3 separate regions of the Homo sapiens genome follow, and regions 2 and 3 are each linked to region 1. Evidence: chromatin loops called from intact Hi-C (ENCODE). Cell type or tissue: heart right ventricle. All regions are shown on one strand.

Region 1 (8,000 bases):
CCAGCCCACATGTAAGGAATGGAGAGTTATGTTCCCTCTTCTGGAGGGTACAATATCTACATCAATTATTTAGGATTCTCCTATAGGATTTTTTTTTCTCTTTCCATTTATTCAGTTACTTATATCAGTATGGATATTTATTTTACATTATTTTTGGGTTACAAATCAACACTACTTCATTTTATTGCTTAATTTTTTCCAGCTTTGTTCATTGGTAGCTCTTTCAGTTGGCTCCTGCATCCCTTTGACATATCCCCATTATGGTACGATTTTTTTTTTTTTGAGGCAGAGTCTCGCTCTGTCGCCCAGGCTGGAGTGCAGTGGCTCGATCTTGGCTCACTGCAAGCTCCGCCTCCTGGGTTCATGCCATTCTCCTGCCTCAGCCTCCGGAATAGCTGGGACTACAGGCGCCTGCCACCACGCCTGGCTAATTTTTTGTGTTTTTAGTAGAGAAGGGGTTTCACCGTGTTAGCCAGGATGGTCTCGATCTCCTGACATCATGATCCGCCCGCCTCGGTCTCCCAAAGTGTTGGGATTATAGGCGTGAGCCACAGCGCCCGGCCCATTTTGTTTTGTTTTTTAAGACAGCATACATCTGTTGCCCAGGCTGAAATGCAGTGGCACAATCATAGCTCACTGCAACCTCAAACTCCTGTGCTCAAGTGAACCCTCCTTCCTCAGCCTCCTGAGTAGCTGGGACTACAGGCATGCACCACCGCACCTGGCTAATTAAAAAAAAATTGGGGGCCGGGCATGGTGGCTTATGCCTGTAATCCCAGCACTTTGGGAGGCCAAAGAAGATGGATCGCTTGAGACCAGGAATTTGAGACCAGCCTGGGCAACATGACAAAACCTTGTCTCTACCCAAAATACAAAAAAATTAGCCGGGCGTGGTGGCACATCCCTATAGTACCAGCTACTTGGGAGGCTGAGGTGGGAAGATTGCTTGAGCTTAGGAGGCAGATGTTGCAGTGAGCTGAGATTGAGTCACTGCCCTCCAGCCTGGGTAACAGAGTGAGACCCTGTCTCAAAAACAAAAACAAAGAAAAGAAAAAGAAAAAAGAAAATTGCAGGGGGAGAATTATACATAATTTAGTGTGGTCTTGCTATGTTGCCCAGCAGATCTTGAACTCCTGGGCTCAAGTGGTCTTCCCACCTTGGCCTCCCAAAGTGCTGGGATTACAGGCATGTGCCACCGTGCCCAGCTGTATTGTAGGTTTTTTAAAAAATTCGTTGTTGATCACTTCTTTATTTTCTGGTATTTCAAGATATTCCAAACTCATTTTGTATATTTCTTGCTACAGTCCTACTAGAATCAGACATTTCTTCAAAGAACGCTAGTTCTTTTTATATTGGACAGTGTTACTAGAAACCAAGATCTGGATGCTAAGTGTACTTATAGCTACTGGGATGTTAAGTCACATTTTTAATTTGCTGAAAGCATTTAAGATTGCCTATATTTCTAGTCTCTCCTTAATTCCCTGATAATTCCTATTAAAACTAACTGGTCGCCTCACAGTTTCCCCAAAAGCCTTTGGGGTTTTACTCTTTTTGTTTGTTTGTTTTTTAAGATTTGTCCTCACTTTGTTTAAATCCTTCCTGTCCTTCAAGCTTTAGGCCTCCTTCTGCCACCACCTCCCACCCTACCACCCAGTTTCCTTTTTGACATTGCTGCCTCTTATCTCCTGCTTCAGGAGGCTCCAGCAATGCAAATGCAACAGAAGCCTGATTTATTCTTGGAAACAGTTCCATGAAAACCAAGCAGGAAGGAATTTAGAAAGGAATATAGCAGCTATATAATATCTTTTGCCTCTATTTTTTTAAAATTTAGTTTTGTGGTTTGAACCCAGATAGCCAGACTATCAGTTTTATTAGGGCTTTTTTTTTTTTTTTTTTTTTTGTCTTTCCAAGATTCAGATGGAAGCACCTGGATTGAGTTTTGTGACTCACGGCCAGAGCTGAACTTTGAATCCTGTGCCCAAGCACTGTATTTGTGAAGCAGCAGGAACAGAGAGAAGCAGTGAAGGTGGGCGATGCTTTGAGATCACTTTGTCCAGACTATCTAGTTTTACAGATGTGGAAACTAAGACCCAGGGAAGGGAAGAAATCATACCCAGAGACATATAACTCATATAACTCATTAAAGGAAGAGTTGGGTCTAGAAGAATTTTTTTTTTTTAACTATAGGATCGGCCAGGCTGTGTCTAGAATCTCTTTATTGGTGTTCCAGTGTGCTTTCTGCTGCGGTGTAAGGACTTAAGATTGTTTTCCCTAAGAAATTTGTCTTAAAATCCCCATCCTGTAACCCCGAGGCACCCAATGACATCCTGGTAGAGGGAGCAGCCCAGTTTTTCAAAGATGCATGCATTTTGGACCAGTGAGACCTGAATTGAAAGCCTAGCTCCATCCCTTAACAGCCATCTGATCTCCAGGCAATCTCTCAGATTCTCAGTTTTCTTATCTGTAAAATGGGCATAAGGATGCCTGGGCCACAGGTGTGTTTTATGGCTTAAGCAAAAGCATGGTTATGAAGGCACCTGGAGCATACCAAGCACATAACTGGTGCTCAGCATTTCTTCAAGGATCATTCTGTGGCTTCCCATGTGTATACCTGGTATCCTGAAACAAATAGAAACCTCCTGGGTTACTTTTACTTCCTTTGTGTCTCTACAAAACTGGACACACAACAGGTGTTCAAAAGCCCTTGCTGGATGAAGGAATGCCACAAAGCTCACCCCATAGGGAGACAATGGAGGGGCAAAAGGTGTTTGTGCAGTGTGAAGGAGAAGGAAAACAGGTGAGTGAGGCAGATGGGCGATGGAACAGCTGGGCCAAGCGCTCATTCTACATTCAGACTGAGTACTCTTCAGGGAGAGGGATTGCCTGAGGCTTCCCAGGGAGAGATATGCTGAGCCAGGCCTCTGCCCAGTGGTCAGGGTGGAGACTGGATAAAGAATCAGGGAGCCTGAAGCCCCTGTGCTTTCATCATTTCCAGCCTCCTGCCCCTGCTTGGGGCCTGGGCACGTTCACAGCTGAACAAGATGCGGCAGGAAACCCTGAATCAAGGGGGTGAAGGCATTAATGAAGCTGAGCTGACTTCTGGCTCTAAATTCCTTTCCCTTTGCTTCCAGGCTTGCTGTGGCCTGTTGTCTCTGCCCGGCAGAGTCTGGTGGCTGCTCTCATTTCACATCATATTGCGAGCTGGATGAAAGCAAGAACCAAGGCGGCTCAGCACGCATAAAGGCAAGTCAGAATCTGGAGACCAAGATTTATTGCTGCAGAGATGGGTGCCCTTTTTGTAGCATGACTTTTATGGAAAGGGCAGTTTTCTTTGCATTAAGTTTGTCTGTAAGAGTCAGTATGACCTAGAGCAGGGGCTAGCAAACTTTTTCTGAAAAAATTAGATAGGGAATATAGGCTTTAAGGGGCATGCAGTGTCTCCTGCAAATATTTCAACACTTCTGTTATAGCAGCCAATGTATAGTTGGCAGGACTATACATTATATAATGTATAGATGAACAGATGTGGCTGTGTTCCAGTAGAACTTTATTTATGGACACTAAAATTTAAATTCCATATAACTTTCATGTGTCACAAAATATTAATCTTTTCATTTTTTTCAACTATTTAGAAGTGTAAAAACCCACCTTGGCTTGATGGCCATACCAAAACAAGCCCTAGGTCAGATGGCAGAAGGCGGTCTGCAGACCTGTTCAGGGTACAGCATGGCCTTGGGAGTCAGACAGGCTTGGATTCAAACCCGGCCTCAGCTCTATGCTTGCTCTCCAACCTTGTTGGGTGACTTAATCTCTCTGAATCTATCCATATATAGGGACAATTTCCTATCCATATATAGGGATAATAACGTCTACCTTAGAGGTTGTTAGTGGGCAATAAGTGAAGTTACAAAGAACCTAACATGGACCATTTGAAGTCCTTGATAGGAGGATGTTATTATTATTGCTTCTCTCAACCTCATCCTTAAGAACACTAGTAATGAGAGCTGAAAGCAATATTCTACTCTGCACATCTACCCAGAACCTCTGAAGTCTATTTATAAAGGCAGTCATCATAGGCTTTTTACAAAAACTATAACGCCCTGCTTTTTGCCACAATTAACTCATCTTTTTTGTTCCAATTCACTTCAACTTAACACATGCTCACAAAGCACAACTTTGCACAAGGCTCAGAGTGCAGCAGGATTGGAAAGTTGAACTTGACACAGTTCCTGCCAAAAGATAGGTATCTCTCTAGAAGGGGACATAAGATACAAATCCAAACAACCATAAATCAAAAAAGCATGTGGAATAAGACCTCCAAGAGTGGCAATCATGTCTCCCATTTACTAAGTACCAGGCACTGTACTAAATGCTTTCTTTATATATGTTGATCTTATTATATAACCTCATGAGGAGGGGACTGTTATTATTCCCATTTGATAAGTGGGAGAATGGAGACAGGGAGATCATGAAGGTCCTTGCCAAAGGTCACACTTAAGTGAGCAGAGAACAGAGAATCAGAACAGAGATCCAGACCTGGCTGATGCAGGAGCCAGAACTTTCCCCACTGGCTTCAAGTGCCCCTGGAGCTCAGGAAGTCCATCCTGGCTCTGACGGCTGGGAAAGAGTCACAGAGGGGGCTTTCGAGCTGTCCCTGAAGCCTGGGGAGGTTTACTCCAGGCATGGATGGGAGTAGGGATGGGAGGATTCAGTCCCAGAACAGCGTGAGCAAATATGCTGCAGTGGGAATGTGGAATGCTCTCAGGCGTGTTGGGGGAACAGCAAGCAGCGTGGGAGTGTAGGGTGCATTCCGTACCAGTGTCCTTTCCCTCCGTGGACCTCCGGATGCCTCAGGGAGGGGCGGGGGAGAGGCAAAAGGTCTGATGACTTCACCAGACTTACATAAACAGGAACTTCCTTGCAACAAAGTATGACCTTCTCATTTTAAAACAATTTGCCAGGCAGTGTATTCCACTCTTCAATCTTGCTTTTCTGTCCATAACTCCTCCCCCAACTTCCGGATTCTGCTTTCCTAGTGTGAAGGAGATGCCAAATTATGTCATAAAAACAGTGCTGGGCATAGAAGTGGCACGCGTCTGAACAGGCACTGTGTGACCCTAGGCTGGTCACTTTCCCTCTCTTGCCTCAGTTCCTGCAAACATAAAATTAGGAGTTAGGTGATAACCTGAGTGCTTTCCAGTGATAACCTTCCAAATTATGGCATACTAAGCCTGTCTCAGTAAGGGAAGCAGCCTTCACCTCTAGCTTGGAGTAGGTGATGCCACTTTGTAGCAACATTAAACAACTGCAGTTCCTGGACTTGATGGGGGCTGGGATTAGAATTTCGAGCCTTTAACTTGTCAATGTGCTGCTTAGATAACTTGCTCCTTACTGGAGTTCATGGGAATCCATGTTCTTTGCCCATCCATCCACCAACACATCAACTTTTAATTAATTCATTTATTTATCTACACCTAGTCCCTGGAGCCAGACTGCCTGAGTTTGAATCCTGGCTCTACTAGCTCTGTGACCATGGTTAAGTTACAGAACCTCTCTGTGCCTTAGTTTCTTCTTCTGTAAGACAGGGATAACAGTAGAATCTGCCTTACAGGGTTGTGAGGATTAAATTGGTTCATGTGTGCACACACACACACATAAATAAAATATCAAGTGCTTAAAACCACTCATGGCATGTAGTAAGCATGATATAAGTGTGTACTATTATTGTTATGTTTGAAGCATGTTTTAAGTAATAGTGTGTGCTGGATGCTCTGTTAGCATCTTTTTCTATGAAACATAGCACTCTTCCCTACTGCCTTACAAGGTAGGTGTTATGAGCCTGCTTTTCGTATGAAGAAATGAAGGATTGAAGAGTTGACATGCCTTTTCTGAGATGTGCCATGGACTAGGCTGCAGAGGACAACCAGACACATCAGCAGGGCCCAGGAGGGAGAGGCTGGAAAGAGCGGGCAGATCACTGCCTGCCCCTGTCACCTAATAGCCAGCTCACATGGCTTCCCTGCTCTGCTATCTGGTTCTTGCTGCAACCCAGACTCCTGCTGATGTCTTGTCTTGAACTGTGTAACCTGTCAACACATGAGAATCATTTGCAGCGACTGGGGAGTGACGTGATTCAGGAGCAGGGGAGGGGAGCTCGTGGAGAACAGAAAACTGCTGCTCCATTTTGGAGCTGCCTTTCAGCCTGGCCAAATGGGAAACTTCCTGCTTAGAAACAGTCAGGACATTAATACTCAGATGAGTGAAGACACACATGTCTCCACTAACATCCCAGGCGGATCAGACTGATTATGCCGCACTGTAGTGCAATTTCCTCTTGGTTTTTATTTCTTTGGCTCAACATTGTGCAGATGGTAAGCTCTGCTCACTGAAAATATGGAAATGATAAAATAGAAATATGAGACATTTGGATATCACTTGAGCTGAAACTTGACACTGCAGGTCTGATTGAAAATCCAGCAGGCCTCTTTCAAGACCCTTTACTGTGGCTCCTCGTTTGCTTCAGGAGGCCCCTGACAAACTTGCCCAGTTCTCCCTAAATCCTGCTATTGTTAGCTCTGGCCTGGGCCACCTGCTTTCTCCTCACCAGAGATATTCGGCCAGATGATCCTTACCATTAAAGTCCCAGGATGTGTGTGCATGAGCACACACACACACACACACACACCACATATGCACCACACACATGCGTGCACATAAGTGCACACACCACACATCACATATGTGCACACATACCACACACATGCACCACACGTGTGCACATATGCACATGCCACACCTGTACATGCACACACTGCACGCACACACATGCATACACATAAGCATATACCACATGCATACCATACATCACACACCACACACCATATACATGCATGCACATACAAAATTACATGCATCACACACCACACACATGCATGCACACATACCACACATACATACATCATACCTGCATGTATGCACACACACACACACCACACATACATCCCCACACACAAACACACATGCCTTTTAGGTGCTACCCAGGACTCCCCTTCTAGCTTTAAACTCTTCATGGAGAACTTTCTGCTGTCCACTGAACCTTTAGAGTTTCTCTTTCTTTTCTTTCTTTTTTTTTTTTGAGACTGAGTCTTGCTCTGCCACCCAGGCTGGAGCACAGTGGTGTTATCTTGGCTCACTGCAACCTCCGCCTCCCAGGTTCAAGCGATTCTTCTGCCTTAGCCTCCTGAGTAGCTGGGATTACAGGTGAGTGCCACCACGCCTGGCTAATTTTTGTGTATTTAGTAGAGATGGGTTTTCACCATGTTGGCCAGGCTGGTCTCGAACTCCTGACCTCAGGTGATCCACCCACCTCTGCCCCCCAAAGTGCTGGGATTACAAGCATGAGCCACCGCACCCAGCCACTGGAGTTTCTCTTTCATACTTTCCATGGGACAAAGCACCTTCCTCTGTCCTTTGAGCTCTATCTCCTTCCTCCTCCAGAGCCCAGTTTCCAGAGCACCTCCTCCAGAAAGTCCTCCTTATTTTCCCCATCTTTGGTCAGGCTTCTATTTGCCCTAGTGGCCTGTACCTGTTTTAAAGTCTGCTGTCAACACAGAGATGCAACTTTTTTAAAGTTTCAGGATGCCTTTCTCGTTCTCTAGGCCCTGCTGCACTGGAGCCCGGAGCCGTCACTCCTCTATACTTCTGGTGATTTCCGCATTGATTGCAGATTCCAAGGCAACTTGGGTCTCTGCAGTATCATTGGGGGCCGATTGGAATTCTTGAAACCCTCTTCCCCACCCCACTCTCTGACTAGACCAATTTTAGTTTAATCAAACCTCAAGACTATATTTTCACCTGTTCCCTTTAATAATTAACTTGCTTCGAGGAATCCAAGAGAACCCAGACACAGTGACTGCTGACCTAGTTACTGACCCATCCTAATGACGCCTCTCCCAGAGGTTCATCCTCCGGGCTCTGGCCCATTTCGTGTGAGAAAGTGA
Region 2 (8,000 bases), 110 kb after region 1:
AGGGAAGATCTGGGCTGGCTCAGCCCCTGGGTGTCAGTCAAGACTCAGAGGGAGACTTTGCTCAAAAAGCCAGCCCTCCCGGAAAGAAATACAGAGCAACTGTAGTCAGGAATTTTTCCCTTTCCTTTTTTCTGTGGGCGGGGGGAGGGACACTTGGCAGTCTTTGGGGCCCTTCTGGCTGCCAGCCCCACATCTCTTCCTGGCTGTTGGGAGGCAGGGCAGGAGGGAAGATTGGGGAGAAGGGGGCAGGGGCTGGCAAACACCCAGCTGCTGGGCAGTGGAATTCGTCCATAGGCCCTGGTGGAGTTGGCCTCTAGTGAAGCCTGGGGAGGTTTCTAATTAGTGGAGGACGGTGAAGGTGTGGCAGCCTGTGTTCATTCAAGGAACTGAGCTCTCTGAGCCAGGAAGTCAAAGGGAAGAGGGGGACTGAGTCCCGGAAGGCCTTGGTAGGTGGGGAGGAAGTTGTACCTACTCAGTGTGTTCCATCCTATTAGAAGTTGAGAAGAGGGGGGTGTTTCAGCTGGAGTGATTCAGGTTGGACTCTGGGGGTGCAGAGAGTCAGTCATTGGCACTAAGCAAAGGGAGCCACCTCAAAGAATAAGTGATATAACAGTGATAAACAAAATGGCTTTGTTCTAGACATTGCCTGCTTCTACCAGAAAGCTCATTTTGTTTTTTTTGTTTGTTTTATATTCTTCCCCTCTCCCACTTCCTGCCCCAGCTCTGTTTTAGCCTCGAGATTCTCTCCACTTAACAAATGAAGAAATCAAGGCTACATTCAGGTTCAACTGCCAAGGCAAGCACAGACCAGATTGTAGTCTGGGTCTCTAGATTCTTCCAGCTCTCCATTTCACCAGACTCACACATGCAGAAAAGCAGTGAATTATATACTGCTTCTTGGAAGAGCTCCTTTTCCCTGGGAAGTAGTAATTAAGGCATATCTTCTCAAAAATGTTCCTTTATGCAACTCTCTAGGAAGTTTCTTTTAGGTCTATTGTCTTTACTTCTGGATGGAGGTGCCAAGTTGCCTCTGGGTGGTGAACTTGTTTTCTAAAATGCCCGAGGCCAAGAACAAAATGAAAATGGCAATTCCCTTGTGCCCTGTGCCCTGCCCCGTGACTTCCTGATAATGCTGAGCAGTTGCTATAGCAACAGTGGTGGGAGGTGTGTCAGGCAGGATAAAGGGGGTGGGGGTAGGACAGGTTTACTGGATCAAAGAGGCTTTTGCGGTTGAGTAGGGCTGCTGACATGACTGATAGCCTACTTCTAGGGAAAGATGGGGGTCCCATAGAGATGGGGAGGGGAAGAAATGAAGCCCTGGGGCTAAAAGGTCTTGCTTGAGAGTCTTTCCTTAGGTGATGCCAAGTGACCAGGTGCCATCTGGTTGGTTAACAACCTGGGCTTGGTTTTGGCCACTGGCTACATGACTTTGTGCAGTTGGCCTCCAGCTCTATAGTTCATTTATCAAGTGTGAGGGGGATAAGAAATTACCAACCTCATGTGCCTGCTTGATAACAAAGGTAAACATGCAAGCCACGTAGCACAGAAACTCAGATAATCAAATGAGGTAGTGCAGGTTCTGATTCTTGCAATACAGGAGAACAGGAGAATGGCAGACACCGCTTTTGGACGTTTTCTGATTGGTCATTTCAAGAATCCTGTTAGCAGGTGTGACTTATTCCCTTGAGTGTGGCTTACCTGGACAGCTGCCACTTTGCTTTGGAAAGCCTCCAGTGAGTCCAGAGAGGAGTCAATGGTTGAGAGTTTTCCAGGGGGCAGTCATGACCCTCGATGCCATTGTGCCTGTGGTTCTACCAACAGCTTAATGACCAACCATGTCCCATTTATGCCCCAGAAGTTAGGACTCCCACTTGAGGCTCTGCTGGTTGTCTCTGGTTTGGTTCACTGCCTCTTAAACCTTGAGAGCATAGCCAAGGAAGGTAATTGATGTGATATACTATCAGACAAAATTAGTGAACTTTAGTTGAAGACAGAGAAAAGCATGGTGACCTATTTAAAGACACTTATTTATATTCAAGACACTTCTTGTGCTGGTTTGAGAGTGGCCGGCAATCCTGGACATCTTTGCAGGTTTTAAATTTCTTTTTGCATCCTGTGGGTTCAATTTGTCAGGCCTGGAATATCTGAGAGCAGAGTTATGGGGATGGAGAAGAGGACAGTGGAAGGGGAGGGTGGTGGGAAAGGTTGGTAGGATTCAGCCTTTGTTACACTATGGGAGTGGGGCTGTGGGATTGCATCATCGAAACTGAATTGTTTGAATGTGGGTCTTAGGACAGGCATGTGTCCTTCCCATCCCATCTCATGGTTCCACTTGCTCACTGCCTTTCTTGACTTGCTCACTGCCTTTCTTGACTCTTAACCACTCTTGCTGATACGGGCTCTAGATGAGGCAAAGGCCAGAAGAATGAGAAAAAGAGTTAATGTAACAGGGTACTCTTGGGCAAGTGCTAGATGCTCTTTGATAGTGTATTAGTCTGTTTTCACGCTGCTGATAAAGACATACCCAAGACTGGGTAATTTACAAAAGAAAGAGGTTTAATAGACTCACAGTTCCATGTGGCTGGGGAGGCCTCACAATCATGGTGGGAGGTGAAGGCACGTCTCACATGGTGGCAGACAAGAGAGCTTGTGCAGGGAAACTCCCCTTTATAAAACCATCAGATCTCATGAGACTTGTTCACTATCACGAGAACAGCATGGGAAAGACCTACCCCGATGATTCAATTACCTCCCACTGGGTCCCTCCTACAACATGTAGGAATTGTGGGAGCTACAATTCATGGTGAGATTTGGGTGGGGACACAGCCAAACCATATCAGATGGTCACCTTTTCTAATGTGTAAACATTAATTGAGCACATGCTGTGTGTCAGCTAGGAGACCATATGAAAAAGCAGTTGTCATACCACCTGTAACACATGCTTTTTCATGCTGGAGGGGGACAAGAAAAGCATTTTAGAAAGGTGAATAAAGAAGAAACCAAGGCAGCAGAGATGTATATACATCCTATGCAAATAAACAGGTAGCTCTTGGTCACTAAAAGAGCTTAACCAAGTCTCTTGGGAAGAGCTTGATGTTAAATAATGAAGTCCCTTCATGGTAAATAAAGTTATGAAAGTAAGAGAATCAAGTTGGACAGGCTTCTACTTCTTCAGTCTTGGAAGAAAAAAAAAAGCAGTGTCTTCCTTCCTAAAATGTTAATTGAGGACACAGAATGTCTTCTCACCTGTCCTTCATTCACTAAGTATGGAAAGCTGTACGGAAGCTAAGACCAAGTTTATGTCTTCAGGAAGCTTCTGTCCTTAGGAGGACTAAGAAAATGCACAGACCTACAGCTTTTTGGCAATGGACTCAGGCTAGAGTGCTGTGAAGAAAGTTGGGTCAAATTACCAGAAGACTTTACCCAGCAGTGCTTTTCTTTTTTAAAATTTTGTAAAATTTTTATTTATTTATTTATTTTATTTATTTTGAGACAGAGTCCCCCTGTTATGCCCAGGCTGGAGTGCAGTGGCGTGATCTCGGCTTACCGCAAGCTCCGCCTCCCGGGTTTGCACCATTCTCCTGCCTCAGCCTCCTGAGTAGCTGGGACTACAGGCGCCCACCACCACGCCTGGCTAATTTTTTGTATTTTTTAGTAGAGACGGGGTTTCACCATGTTAGCCAGGATGGTCTCGATTTGCTGACCTCGTGATCTGCCCGCCTTGGCCTCCCAAAGTGCTGGGATTACAGGGGTGAGCCACTGCGCCCGGCCCTTATTTATTTGTTTTTTTGAGACAAGCTCTGGCTCTGTCACCTAGGCTGGAATGCAATTGCACGATCTCAGCTCACTGCAACCTCCACCTCCCGGGCTCAAGCCATCCTCCCAGCTATGGCAGTGCTTTTCATCAATGCAATCAAGTGACCTTTGGACACTTGGAGGCCATATTGTTCATCCTTCTTCCTTCTCAAAAGGTTTCTCCTAAGTTATACCAGAGGGAGTCTGTGCAATTTCTTCCCATCTGCAATTTATCAGATTTGTTTTGTTCTTTCTTATGAAATTCTTGGATGGCTTCTAACTTGGATCTCTCCTGTTTTAGTTTAAGGCTGTTTTCTCTCTGGTCCTTGGGGAGACAGAACGGCTCCTTCCCTTCCCTTGGGTTTTCCTGGCCCTTGGACACCTCCACCACTCAGCACCCTCTGGCAGCACCAGGATGGATTTGTCCCTTGGCTTTCAGTTCTCAGGCCTGAGTCATCTTGATTACTTCATCTTCCCCTTCTTAATTCTGTGACCCTCTTCTACTACCTTTGGGTCTTCTTTCTGACTCATTTCCGAGTTCTTCATGGCATAGAGAACAGGCCAGGAGCCCAGGGCTAGGTTCTGACTGGTGGACAAGTGACCCTGGTAACATCATTGCCCTGGCCAGTGAGAGTGGTGGTGAAGTCCGCCATGTCACTATCGTTTGGTCCTCTTCCAGTAGGGCTTCAGGGACACTTGAGGTTACTGATAGCTCTGCTTGATGAGGAAGATGAGGGGTGGTTGGTGTGAGAGGTGACTTTTTTGTTTTTGTTTTTATTTTTGAGACAGAGCCTCTCACTCTGTCACCCAGGCTGGAGTCAGTGGCGCGATCTTGGCTCACTGCAACCTTCGCCTCCCGGGTTCAAGCGATTCTTCTGCCTCAGCCTCCTGAGTAGCTGGGATTACAGGCATGCACCACCATGCCTGGCTAATTTTTGTATTTTTACTAGAGACGGGGTTTCACCATATTGGCCAGGCTGGTCTCGAACTCCTGACCTCGTGATCCACCTGTCTTGGCCTCCCAAAGTGCTGGGATTACAGGCATGAGCCACCGCGCCCAGCCCTGAGAGGTGACTTTTTTAAAAGAATATTTAAAAAATGCAGAAAAGTACAAAGAACAATGTAATAACACAAGTCTACCACCCAGAACCGTGGGCGGTTGATATTTTGTCCACTAGCACGCAGTACTTACTTAGTGTTTATCTTTCTTAGCTAAGCAGACTTGCATATATGTGATAGATGACTAATATGCCTATGTTTGCATATATTGCATCTATATGCATATATATGATAGATGACCAATATTGTCCAAATTGTTTTGTGAAAATAAATTGAAAATGCACATAAAGGTTTTATTTTCCCTCTTAACATTAGGTGTCTGAGATCTAATGTTGACATCCATAGGTCAGAAATATTCTTTTTAACTGCTATATATTGTTCCTTTGTATTACCCTACTGGTTTTATTTATCCATTCACCTGTTGAAACACTTTTGGATCTGGTTGCTAATAGTGTTTTTACAACTACAAGTAATGCTGTAATGACCATTTTTGTACATGTGTCCCTGTGCACATGTAGAGAGAAGAATTGCTGGGTCAGGCACATTCTTCCCATTCCCATAGTCCCTGGTTCAAGTTTGAATCAAAGCACAGTCTACTCACTTGGGCCTCAGCAACTAGGTCACCTTGCCAGGTTCCTGGATGGCTTTAGTTGAACCCAAGGAGAAATGTTTGGGACCCGTGGAAAGGAGTGAAAGCTGATAGTGCTGTTTGCCATCTTGATATCAGTTTCTCTGGCTCTTCAAGGACAGCTTGGCTCACGGGGCCCCAGAGGACCTTGGCTGAATTTGAGCATGTTTTTGTTTTCTCAAACTGTCTGCCTCAGCCCTGACCCTCCCCAGGTCTTTGCAATTCCAGGAATGACCCTGATGTTTATAAAGGAGCCCTTTGGAGAGTGCACAGGCAGGGAGGCTCTGGAGAGGCTGTGCTGTTTCTGTTCACTCGGGGGGAGCCCGAGATGAGATGGCAGCATGAGGGCATACTCTAGAAACCTCCATGACGCCAGGCCAGGAGAGGCCCCTCTGCATGTATCCAAGCAAGCATATGTGTCTGTTTACAAACCCATGAGTGGATGAGCTTACAAGGCTGTGTCTCTGCAAAGCTTATACCCGAGACCACCTCTCTTGAAAAGAAGAGGCATTGTTCTCGCCTCACCAGGAAGTTCTTCAGGAAACAGACAGAACAGAGAGAATCACAAAGGCATGGGGGCCTGGCAATGCCAGAGCTTGAGAGGAGAGGTATCATTCAACATACAGATTCCTTAGTCCTTGCCTCTGACTTTCTGGGGCTGGGGTCCAGGGCTCTTATTTTTAGCAAGCTCATCAGATGATTTCTGATGAAGAGCTATGTTTGGGAACTTCTGACTGGGTCTAATTCCCTGAATTTACAGATGAGTACACTGACACCTGCGCAAGTTGAACACCCTGCTTAGCGTCACTCAGAATCCCAGGGGTGGTGGTGAAGTCAGGATCGAACCTCAGTCCTTCCTCCCACACTGGGACTGCTTGGCCAAGGCTTCGAACCCAAAAGCTGGTGCTCCAAAGGAAATCCAAAAAGAGTTTGCAGAGTGGTTTGACGTGGAGGGGATTCATCGGCCAGGTGGGGGCTCTCTGCCCTCCCTTGGTGGTGCATCATCTCCTGTAGGTGTTTTGTCACCGTGGAAGGGCAGTAGCCTGTGCCTGTTGGGCTTGCCACTCAACAGAGGTCACTGAGCTCTTCCGCACTCAGCTGGGTGATTGGCCTGTGGTAGCTGCAGGTGGAGGGAGATGATTCTCAGAAGAGAAAGGCCAGTTCTTGCAGTCGTGTGATCTTATAACCTAGGGGACTTGTGGATCTGAAACATCTGAGAAGGCTGTTTGCAGTTATTTACTACCACAAAGGAAACTGGGAGAGGAGGGACCACCTGTTGGAAAACCATGCTCAGAAGTGACTGGTCTGTTGCTGAAGGATGGAAGGATATCAGGTGTTGCATGGCTGGCTCCCTTGCAGGAAGGAAGGGCTCAGGGGGTGAGAAGGAATAGGAAGGGAGTTTACAATGAATGAAGCTGGGTGTCCTCAGGAGATAGATGGACCAGTTGGGGTGATGTCATTAACTAAGCTGGAATGTGTCCTGAGTGCCAGCCTATACCGCGACAGACATCTGTGCACACTATTCAGAATTCCAGTGTGAGAGGCCACTGCCCCCTCTGACCTTTTGAAAAAAAAAGTCAGGGGAAGACACATAAACAGTGTCACTCACCCACAAAGTCTCAGGACCTCAGGTTAAACTTTAGCTAAAGAAGTAACAAATAGAACCCCCATTTTACCTTCCTCTTTCCTAACTTCTGCCTCCCTCCCTCCCACCAGCATGGCCTGAATTACTAATCCCAGCCTGTTGGTGGGCTGTGCTATTGAACATAGTGGCCACATGCTAGATGGAGTTTGGTGACCACCATCAGCCATCCAAAGAGGACTGGCTTCAAATTCTCTCCAACAAAAGCTGTTTCTTGTATGTGCTGGCGTGTTTATGAGCCCTGTCTCAACTGAGCATGCGTGGTGATTATGAGCTACTGCCTGACCTCCTTCCCTTTGTCCCTCCCGCTAAATTCTGTAAACAAAGTTAAAGTAATTTAGGCAAATTCATTCTTGCTTAAGGACTTCTATTAAATGGCAGAGAGCTTTGATATTTAGCAATGTATAAAATTTGTACAATCAAAACCAAGCTTTAGAAGAAATATGCAATAGATCATATTGCAGAACTCTCATGACTCATTTTTTCCATGCATTTGGCCATTCTACAAATCAGACATTACCTAGCCTTCCCCTCACATGGCAGATATAACTTTTATTTACCCATTCAAGAAATTGATTGTTCACACATTCCTTTTTCTTTGAAACAAGGTCTTGCTTTGTCGCCCAGGCTGGAGTGTAGTGGTGTAATCTTGGCTCACTGCAAGAAGTGAACTCCGCCTGCTGGGTTCAAGCGATTCTTGTGCCTCAGCCTCTCAAGTAGCTGGGACCTCAGGCATGTGCCACCATGCCCAGCTAATTTTTGTATTTTTGGTAGAGACAGGTTTTTGCTATGTTGGCCAGGCTGGTCTTGAACTCCTGGCCTCAAATGACCCGCCCACCTCAGCCTCCCAAAGTGCTGGGATTACAGGCATGAGCC
Region 3 (8,000 bases), 100 kb after region 1:
CAGCGGTTAGCCCAGTGCCGGCCACAGGGGAAGCGCGCAAACGAAGTCCTCGCGAACTGAACTGAGAGCAGACAAAAGCACGCGCTCTTCTCCACCGCCACGCCGGTCCTACCCAAACCCGCGAGTTATCCGTATTCTCCTTCAGGAGTCATAGTCAGGCCAGAAGAGTGCGGAGGGACGGGGCCCGGGAAGAGCAGGGAACCCCCAGAGCCCGCAGCCAACGCGGAGGTGGGCGAGCGGGCGTGCGCGCACTCACTTGCCGGCGCGAGGGAGTGTCGGGGGGGAAGGGAGTGGTCTCCAAAAGGGGGAGGGGAGAAGGCAGGGGGCGGGGAGAAGCCGGCCCTTTAGGACCCGGCTGCGGCGGCGAGGGAGGAGGAAGAAGCGGAGGAGGCGGCTCCCGCGCTCGCAGGGCCGTGCCACCTGCCCGCCCGCCCGCTCGCTCGCTCGCCCGCCGCGCCGCGCTGCCGACCGCCAGCATGCTGCCGAGAGTGGGCTGCCCCGCGCTGCCGCTGCCGCCGCCGCCGCTGCTGCCGCTGCTGCTGCTGCTACTGGGCGCGAGTGGCGGCGGCGGCGGGGCGCGCGCGGAGGTGCTGTTCCGCTGCCCGCCCTGCACACCCGAGCGCCTGGCCGCCTGCGGGCCCCCGCCGGTTGCGCCGCCCGCCGCGGTGGCCGCAGTGGCCGGAGGCGCCCGCATGCCATGCGCGGAGCTCGTCCGGGAGCCGGGCTGCGGCTGCTGCTCGGTGTGCGCCCGGCTGGAGGGCGAGGCGTGCGGCGTCTACACCCCGCGCTGCGGCCAGGGGCTGCGCTGCTATCCCCACCCGGGCTCCGAGCTGCCCCTGCAGGCGCTGGTCATGGGCGAGGGCACTTGTGAGAAGCGCCGGGACGCCGAGTATGGCGCCAGCCCGGAGCAGGTTGCAGGTAACGCGGTCTGGAACAAGTAGTTGGGAGAAACTTGGAGGGCAGCGGAGAAGCCCGACGGGCGGCTGGACCTTACGGACGGTTTTAGGGGCGGCAGAGCCGAGACCTTGGACCAAATCAAGGGGGACTGTTGCTAGCGGGACGCGGAAGTCAGGCCCGGGGAGGGGAACTGGAGTTAGAGCAAGTGGAAGAGCCCTGGCGACTCATTTGGTGGGGATGAATGGGGAGAGGAAAGGCATCCCTGCTGCCATAGTTTTACCCGCGTGGAACGGACCCAGACTTCTATTCTGGAGGAGGGATTTGCTGAGAAGGGGGCCGGTGGTCAGATCCATGGGAGTAGGAACTCGAATCTTATTTGGGGCACTGCTTGAGGACCCAAGGGTCCTGGTGGGATCGCTGCTGGGAGGCGGAGGCTGCGGGGTGCCAGTGACACCAGGAACCTTGGAAGAGGAGAGGGAGCTAGGAGGAGGCACCGGCGTCCCAAGGGGCCCTTCCTTCTACTGGGGTTGTGAGTTGGAAAGAAAGGACTTGGTACTTTGTAGGATGAGTCGCTTAGGAGAAAAATGAAAACCACCACTACTATTTCTCCATAGGGAACGAGCAGGGCTCTTGCTACCACGTTGAATGGAAAAATAAAAGGGAGGCATTTGGTAGGCGAGGGGTCTCCTAGCAGCTGAATCAATGTAACTTAAGCCCGATCGCCGGCTGCATTCCCTGGACGGGGGCAGCCAGGCTGTGCGGTTTCGCATCTGGGCCCCAGATCGAAAGGCAGGAGAGATGCGTTGCCACCCCCCACCCCCGCCCCTATCTTAAATTGAGGGACCCTTTCCTGTAGGATAGAATGAGGACCCGATATTCTTTGTTCAGGGGCCCTCATCCCTCCCAAAAAGTTATTTGAGGGACACAACCAGGCTCTAAGGAGGTTACTTTTTTTTTTTTTTAATTACGAAAGCCTCCTGCCCCAGTGGTCGGGAGGAAGCTGTAATTATTTTCTTTCCTCTTGGAGACAGTGGTGAAATGTGTCCACTGCCTGCTGCTGTTGTTGAAAAAGCAAGTGAGTCTTAAGTTTCTCAAACTTAAAAAGAAAAAGTGAAAAGAAGAATGCTTGCTTTTTAGCTTCTGAGGTCTTCGTAAGCCCCCCACCCCATGCACCAACCCGCCTCCCTTCTCCTGGTCGGCTATTGTTTTTTTCCCTGTTCTCCTTGAGAATGGAATTAGGGGTCAGAGTTGAAATCTTTCTTCTGTTTCTCTAGCACATTTTGCTCTGGAGTACAGAGCAAGTTAGGGCTTCCTCTGAGTGGAGCCTCTCAGTCCCTTTCTTCTCCCTCGGCTCGCTTCCTTCCCTAGCCTGCCTGGAAGTTAACCCTTCCCTCCTGCTTCTCTTAGAAAGTAACAATAAAAGGAAAAAGCCCCCACGAAATCCTTTCACTGCGGGGTGCCTGTCCCCCAGTCATGCGTTCCTCCTCATCACCCCTCGTGGTCCACCGGGGAGGTGCTGTGCAGTTTCTGAGCTGAACTCTGACAAACTAAACATCTTCCTCAGCAGGGTGAACTTTTTGAAAGGCCTCTAAGTTCATAGGATGGTTTGGCTGCTGACTGTTTTAATAAAGTGTGTGATGCCTTTCCTTCTTTAACGTTTTACTTTTTTTTTTTTCCTACTCTTCATTCGTCTTATTCTAAGCCTGAAAACCAATTCTACTTCCCAAATCCCTGAAGCCGGTTAGGGTCTTTAGCCAGGAACAGATGCGGCAGATTTTCTCCCATTCACTTTTCCCTGGAGCCTGAAGGGGGTGGGGGGTAGTTGTCAGGGGAGGCCAGGGACAATGGGGTGAGTTCATGGGAAGAATGTCACTCTGGATTTTCTGCCTGGTTATGGGACTCCCTTCCGCCAGCTTGCCCCAGCTGCGTTCTCCTCCCCAGTGCCCAGACGCCTTCCGCATTTTTGTGCACCGGCCTGGGAAGAGGGGATGTTAAGCAGGGGTGGAAGGTGGGGGGTGGGGCTGGAAGCTGAGTGGGTGCACTCAAAAGAAGTGACCAATGTCAGGGGTGCCTGAGAAAGAGTCGGGCTGGGGGAGGGGAGCACTTTGGGAAGGAGCCTGAGCTTGCAAGGGTGCAGGAGAAAAAGGGGTCAAGGTTGGAGGCTTTTGTGTGGGAGAGGGTCTTAGGCTGGGGCAGAGACTGGAGTCACTGGATGGAGAGTGCTGGGTCCGAGTTGGGTGGGGCCTGGCCCAGACGGAGATCTTAGCACTGAATCCTCTGCCTCCCACTCCATCTCCCGTCCCGTCTTCTCTCCTCTCCGAAGAATGAGCACCCCCCCTCCAGCCTGCATTCCTCTTTGAGCAGGTTGCTTTTGAGAATTTTAAACATACCCTCTTATTTCGAGGCAGCGAACCTCAGCAGTTCCGGCTTTGCTGTTAGCTCTTTTGTCTTTGTTCCCGGGACTCAGGGGCTGTGTTGCTGCTGGCTTCCTGGGGATGGCAAGGATGCAGGGGTGGGGGTGGGCACATCAGTGGGTGGAAGGAGTGGGTGGTGGTGAGCCTGTATCCCACGGGGACGATGGGCTGGGGCTTGTTGGTTCAAAGAAACTGAGAAGTCAGTCTTGGGGGAAGGGGTGGGTAGGCCTAGAAGAAAAACCGAAAGGAGACCCTGAGATCTGCTTGAAGTTGGGACTCTAAAAGCGTGTGTATGTGTTTGGTGGTGGAGTGGATAGAAGTGCCTAGAAATGTCAGGGTCGAGGAGGGAACAGGGTTGGGCCAGTCCAGGCCCTTTCAGAATTAAGGCTGGGCTAGACCGGTTCCTTCAGTATCTCCCCAGCCTCCTTCCCTACCGTGTACAATGCAGGGGATTATGCTGAGGGGCGGGGCCGCCCGAGTGGCCGTTTGGCCCGCTGCACGTATAAAGGTGCTACAGAAATGTGTAGTCGTTCAAAGTCCCAGGGCGGGCAGACAGGCAGGCAGGCAGGCGGGCGGGCGGGCGGGCGGGCGGGCCTGGGGAGGCTCTGCATCTGCAGTTGCCGGGGAAGAATAAAGGGGGGAAGAGGCAAGCACTGATTTACAGTGGTTCAGTGCAGCTTCAAAAAAAAAGGGGGAAAAAGCAATGGGACTTCTGGCTCAGAGTACTGCTTTGCATCTCGTCTTGCATAAATTTGCATACTGAGTTCAAAGTCGTAAAATAGACTAGGGAAATGAGTGGGATCTACTGTCACTGATTGTTAACACCACTACCTTCCACCTCCCCTCCCCCCATCTGGACAGAACTCCCGGCACTAGTTCTGCTAAGCAGCGCTGCCTGAGTCACCAGTCACCACTGTTCATGAAAGAAGGAGATGGGGAAGCGCCTGTCTAGGAGACCAAGCAGGGTGTGGCAGTGTGCACCCTGGCCTCGGAGGCAGGGCCTCTCTGAAGGGTGTGGCCCGACAGATTCTGGACCAGTGAGGCAAGTGGTGTTCTTTCTGACGCCTGGGGCTGCCGTTGCCCATGGTGGGCTGCAGTTTGAGGAAGCTGCAGAATCCGGGTCTTCTTTGTTTGAAATTTCCCTACTCAGCTTCCACATATGTCCAAAACATTTACTGTGATAAGTCCCTTTGTGTGGTGGTAATGACCCACTTCTTTAGACAAGATATTTGAGGAAGGTTCGAGAACAGAAAAATTCTACTTAACAATGTTAAGGAATCTGAGAAAAGTGGGGCACAGGAGTCTCTAGGTTAGAATAGGTGGTAGAGCCTGGAAGGAGAGAAGAACCCATCTGTTGTATTCCCGAGGGTCTGCCCACACAATGGCTCTTGGCCAAGTGGACTGTTGAGCTTCCTGTCAGGCAGAGGGAAGAGGGAGGCTTAGATAGTTCTCACTGTTGGCCTACTTCAGCACTGAGCTTCAAGACTTTCAGGCAAATCATTCCTTCAGGCTCAGAGGCTGGAAATTAGTTCTATAAAAATGCCATGGGGCCGGTCGCATTGGCTCATGCCTGTAATCCCAGCACTTTGGGAGGCCGAGGCAGGTGGATCACAAGGTCAGGAGTTTGGAGACCAGCCTGGCCAGTATAGTGAAACCTCTTCTCTGCTACAAATACAAAAATTAGCTGGGCATGGTGGAGCATGCCTGTAGTCCCAGCTGCTTGGGAGGCTGAGGCAGGAGAATTGCTTGAACCCGGGAGGTGGAGCTTGCAGTGAGCTGGGATTGCATCACTGCTCTCCAGCCCGGGCAACAGAGCAAAAAAACTCCGTCTCAAAAAATAAATAAAATAAAAATGCCACGGGTTGGCCAGGCGCGGTGGCTCACGCCTGTAATTCCAGCACTTAGGGAGGCTGAGGTGGGCAGATCACCTAAGGCCAGGAGTTCAAGACCAGCCTGGCTAACATAGTGAAACCCCATCTCTACTAAAAATGCAAAAATTAGTTGGGCATGGTGGCACCTGCCTGTAGTCCCAGCTGCTCGGGACTCTGAGGTAGGAGAATCGCTTGAACCTGGGAACTGGAGGTTGCAGTGAGCCGAGATGGCGCCACTCCACTCCAGCCTGGGCAACAAGAGTGAAACTCCGTCTCAAAAATAAAATAAAATAAAAATAAAAATAAAAAGCCATGGGTTACCTGAAAGTAGGAGCATATCCATTCACTCATTATCTGACCTTTGAGGGCTGACTTGGAGAGAACTGTTCTCTGGCCCAGTCATCAGGTGGCTTCCAGTTGGTTCTCAGCTGGGCTGTTCACACCCATAGAAAATGGGAGGTACGACTGTTCAATTTCTTTTTTTTTTTGAGACGGAGACTCGCTCTCTTGCCCAGGCTGGAGTGCAGTGGTGCGATCTCGGCTCACTGCAAGCTCCGTCTCCTGGGTTCACGCCATTCTCCTGCCTCAGCCTCCCGAGTAGTTGGGACTACAGGCACCTGCCACCACGCCCGGCTAACTTTTTGTATTTTTTAGTAGAGACGGGGTTTCACAGTGTTAGCCAGGATGGTCTCGATCTCCTGACCTCATGATCCGCCCACCTCGGCCTCCCAAAGTGCTGGGGATTACAGGCATGAGCCACGGTGCCCGACCAGGCTAATTTTTTTTTTTTTTTTTTTTTTTGAGACGGAGTCTTGCTCCGTCGCCCAGGCTGGAGTGCAGTCGCCCAGCCTGGAGTGCAGTGGCGTGATCTTGGCTCACTGCAAGCTCTGCTTCCTGGGTTCACGCCATTGTCCTGCCTCAGCCTCCCGAGTAGTTGGGAATTCACGCATGCACCACCATACACGGTTAATATTTTTGTATTTTTAGTAGAGGCAGGGTTTTACCATGTTGGCCAGGTTGGTCTCAAACTCGTGAACCTCAAGTGATCTGCCCGCCTTGGCCTCCCAAAGTGCTGGGATTACAGGCATGAGCTACCGCACCTGGCCACAACTGTTCGATATTGATATGAGGAAGTTCTGAAAATTCTGCACCAAAGGGAATGGAGAACAGGTAAATACCTATGATGCCTGGCAGGATAGGACAGGGGGCTGCTGAAAGGAATGAAGGAGGAGCAGAACAAAAAGGGGCTGTGAGGCCACATCCACATCTGCTTTTGTTGTTGGTCCTTCCCGCGTACTAGAAGACTGTACCCAAAAGAAAAGAAAAAAGCTTGTTTTTTTTTTGTTTGTTTTTTTGTTTTTACAAAGAGTCTGTGTATCTGGGAATTGTTATTTTTATTTGTATTATTATTTTTATTCATTTATTTATTTCAAGACCGAGTTTTGCTCTGTCACCCAGGCTGGAGTGCAGTGGCGCAATCTCGGTTCACGGCAACCTCTGCCTCCCGAGTTCAAGCAATTCTCCTGCCTCAGCCCCCCAAGTAGCTGGAATTATAGACACCTGCCACCATGCCTGGCTAATTTTTGTATTTTTAGTAGAGACAGGTTTTCACCATGTTGGCCAGGCTGGTCTCGAACTCTGGACCTCAGGTGATCCTCCCGCCTTGGCCTCCCAAAGTGCTGTGAGTACAGGCGTGAACCACTGCACCTGGCCTATTTTAATTTTTTAAGGAACTCTGTATCCAGGGAGTGCATTTCGTCTCAGCCTTTCTCTGTATGTTCCCGACTCCCTCTTCCTCCTCCTGCCTTCTCCATGCTGTCCTCTTTGTCCCTGCAGACCATTCTTTCCTTTCCCACACTTCTCCCTTCCATGCCTTTCCTACTCCGGCTCAGCTAGAACACCTGCTTGCTAGGTAGGTGGGTGGGGCTCAAAAATGGTGTGGAAAATATAGTGGTCTCAGCCTCAGAGATCCATCCAATCAGAGGGATATTATGTAGGTGACTGGAGACTATAATGCTTGAAAAAACTAGAATCCTTAAATGAGGAGGGTGGTTGACTGGGCTTTGAGGGAAAGGACTTCTATAGGCCAGGGAATGGGATTCTCTCCTATAAGAGTTAGCACTAGCGCTGCTTCTGCTGAAACCAAGGCATAGAAGCGGGAGATGATGTTTGAATTCATGAGGGAAGCTGGTAACGTGGTTGGCAGATATTCTAGATCCCTCTGCTTATCCTGTCTCTGGCCAGCAATTCACTGAGATGGCAGGCAGCCGCCAGGAGATTGGTGGTGCTCGCATCTGTCCTCACCCTATTATGAACTGGCTTCTGTGCCTGCTTTGTCTCCTGTCTTCCACCTCCCTGCGAGGGAGGCCGTTCTACCTCCATTTTGCAGGTGTGGACACTGGGTGACTCAGCGATACGAAAATGCTGAGAGGCTAACCTGGGTACCTTCCCACTGCACCCCTCTACCTCCGTGGCCGGGTAAGGAGTTGGGCTGTTGGTAGAGAAAAGCTTTTGACCGTATCAACCAGCAGTTTTGTTCCTGGACAGCTGCCATGTGCAGGTGATGTATGGGGCACAGTAAATTTCTGCCAGATTTCAATTATGTAGATTCCCTTGACTCCATGGACAGTTACAAGTCCTGGAGTTTGGGGACCTCACAGTTGTAAGTAGCCAGCATACAGAGGTCAGTCAAGAGGGACAAGAAGGTCACAGGGTGGGCCTCTTGAGAGAAGAGCTGCTGGGTAGCAGATGATGGTGCAGGCAGCCTGGCCTTTGCTGTCATATTGACCGGGGTTGGTTCCATTGCAACCCTGTCTCT

What was found. Hi-C counts contacts between places; a loop is a spot of excess contacts. Peaks named below come from ENCODE experiments on the same cell type or tissue, not always from the same donor. Only the 100,000 strongest peaks of a DNase experiment are listed, where the experiment ranks them.
Region 2: a loop joins it to region 1, with 2.3 times the contacts of the local background. A loop is called at or near these places in 14 of 110 quality-filtered maps.
Region 3: a loop joins it to region 1, with 2.1 times the contacts of the local background. A loop is called at or near these places in 13 of 110 quality-filtered maps.

What each region holds. Positions count from the first base shown.
Region 1 is chr2:216,530,790-216,538,789 of GRCh38, forward strand. No RefSeq gene overlaps it. Among named protein-coding and RNA genes, the nearest start is that of RPL37A, 36 kb to the left of the region's middle. In heart right ventricle, no CTCF peak of the experiment used is centred here; DNase peaks (open chromatin) are centred at 3,102, 4,802 and 6,089; H3K4me3 peaks cover 595 bases; H3K27ac peaks cover 6,834 bases.
Region 2 is chr2:216,644,049-216,652,048 of GRCh38, forward strand. All of the region lies in intron 1 of IGFBP2 (insulin like growth factor binding protein 2), which reads left to right. Among named protein-coding and RNA genes, the nearest start is that of IGFBP2, 15 kb to the left of the region's middle. RefSeq lists an enhancer at 1-171. In heart right ventricle, no CTCF peak of the experiment used is centred here; no DNase peak of the experiment used is centred here; H3K27ac peaks cover 2,022 bases.
Region 3 is chr2:216,633,048-216,641,047 of GRCh38, forward strand. IGFBP2 (insulin like growth factor binding protein 2) reads left to right here and starts at 373. Exons shown (of 4, transcript NM_000597.3): 1 at 373-918. The coding sequence starts at 477. In heart right ventricle, no CTCF peak of the experiment used is centred here; a DNase peak (open chromatin) is centred at 291; H3K4me3 peaks cover 4,383 bases; H3K27ac peaks cover 4,692 bases.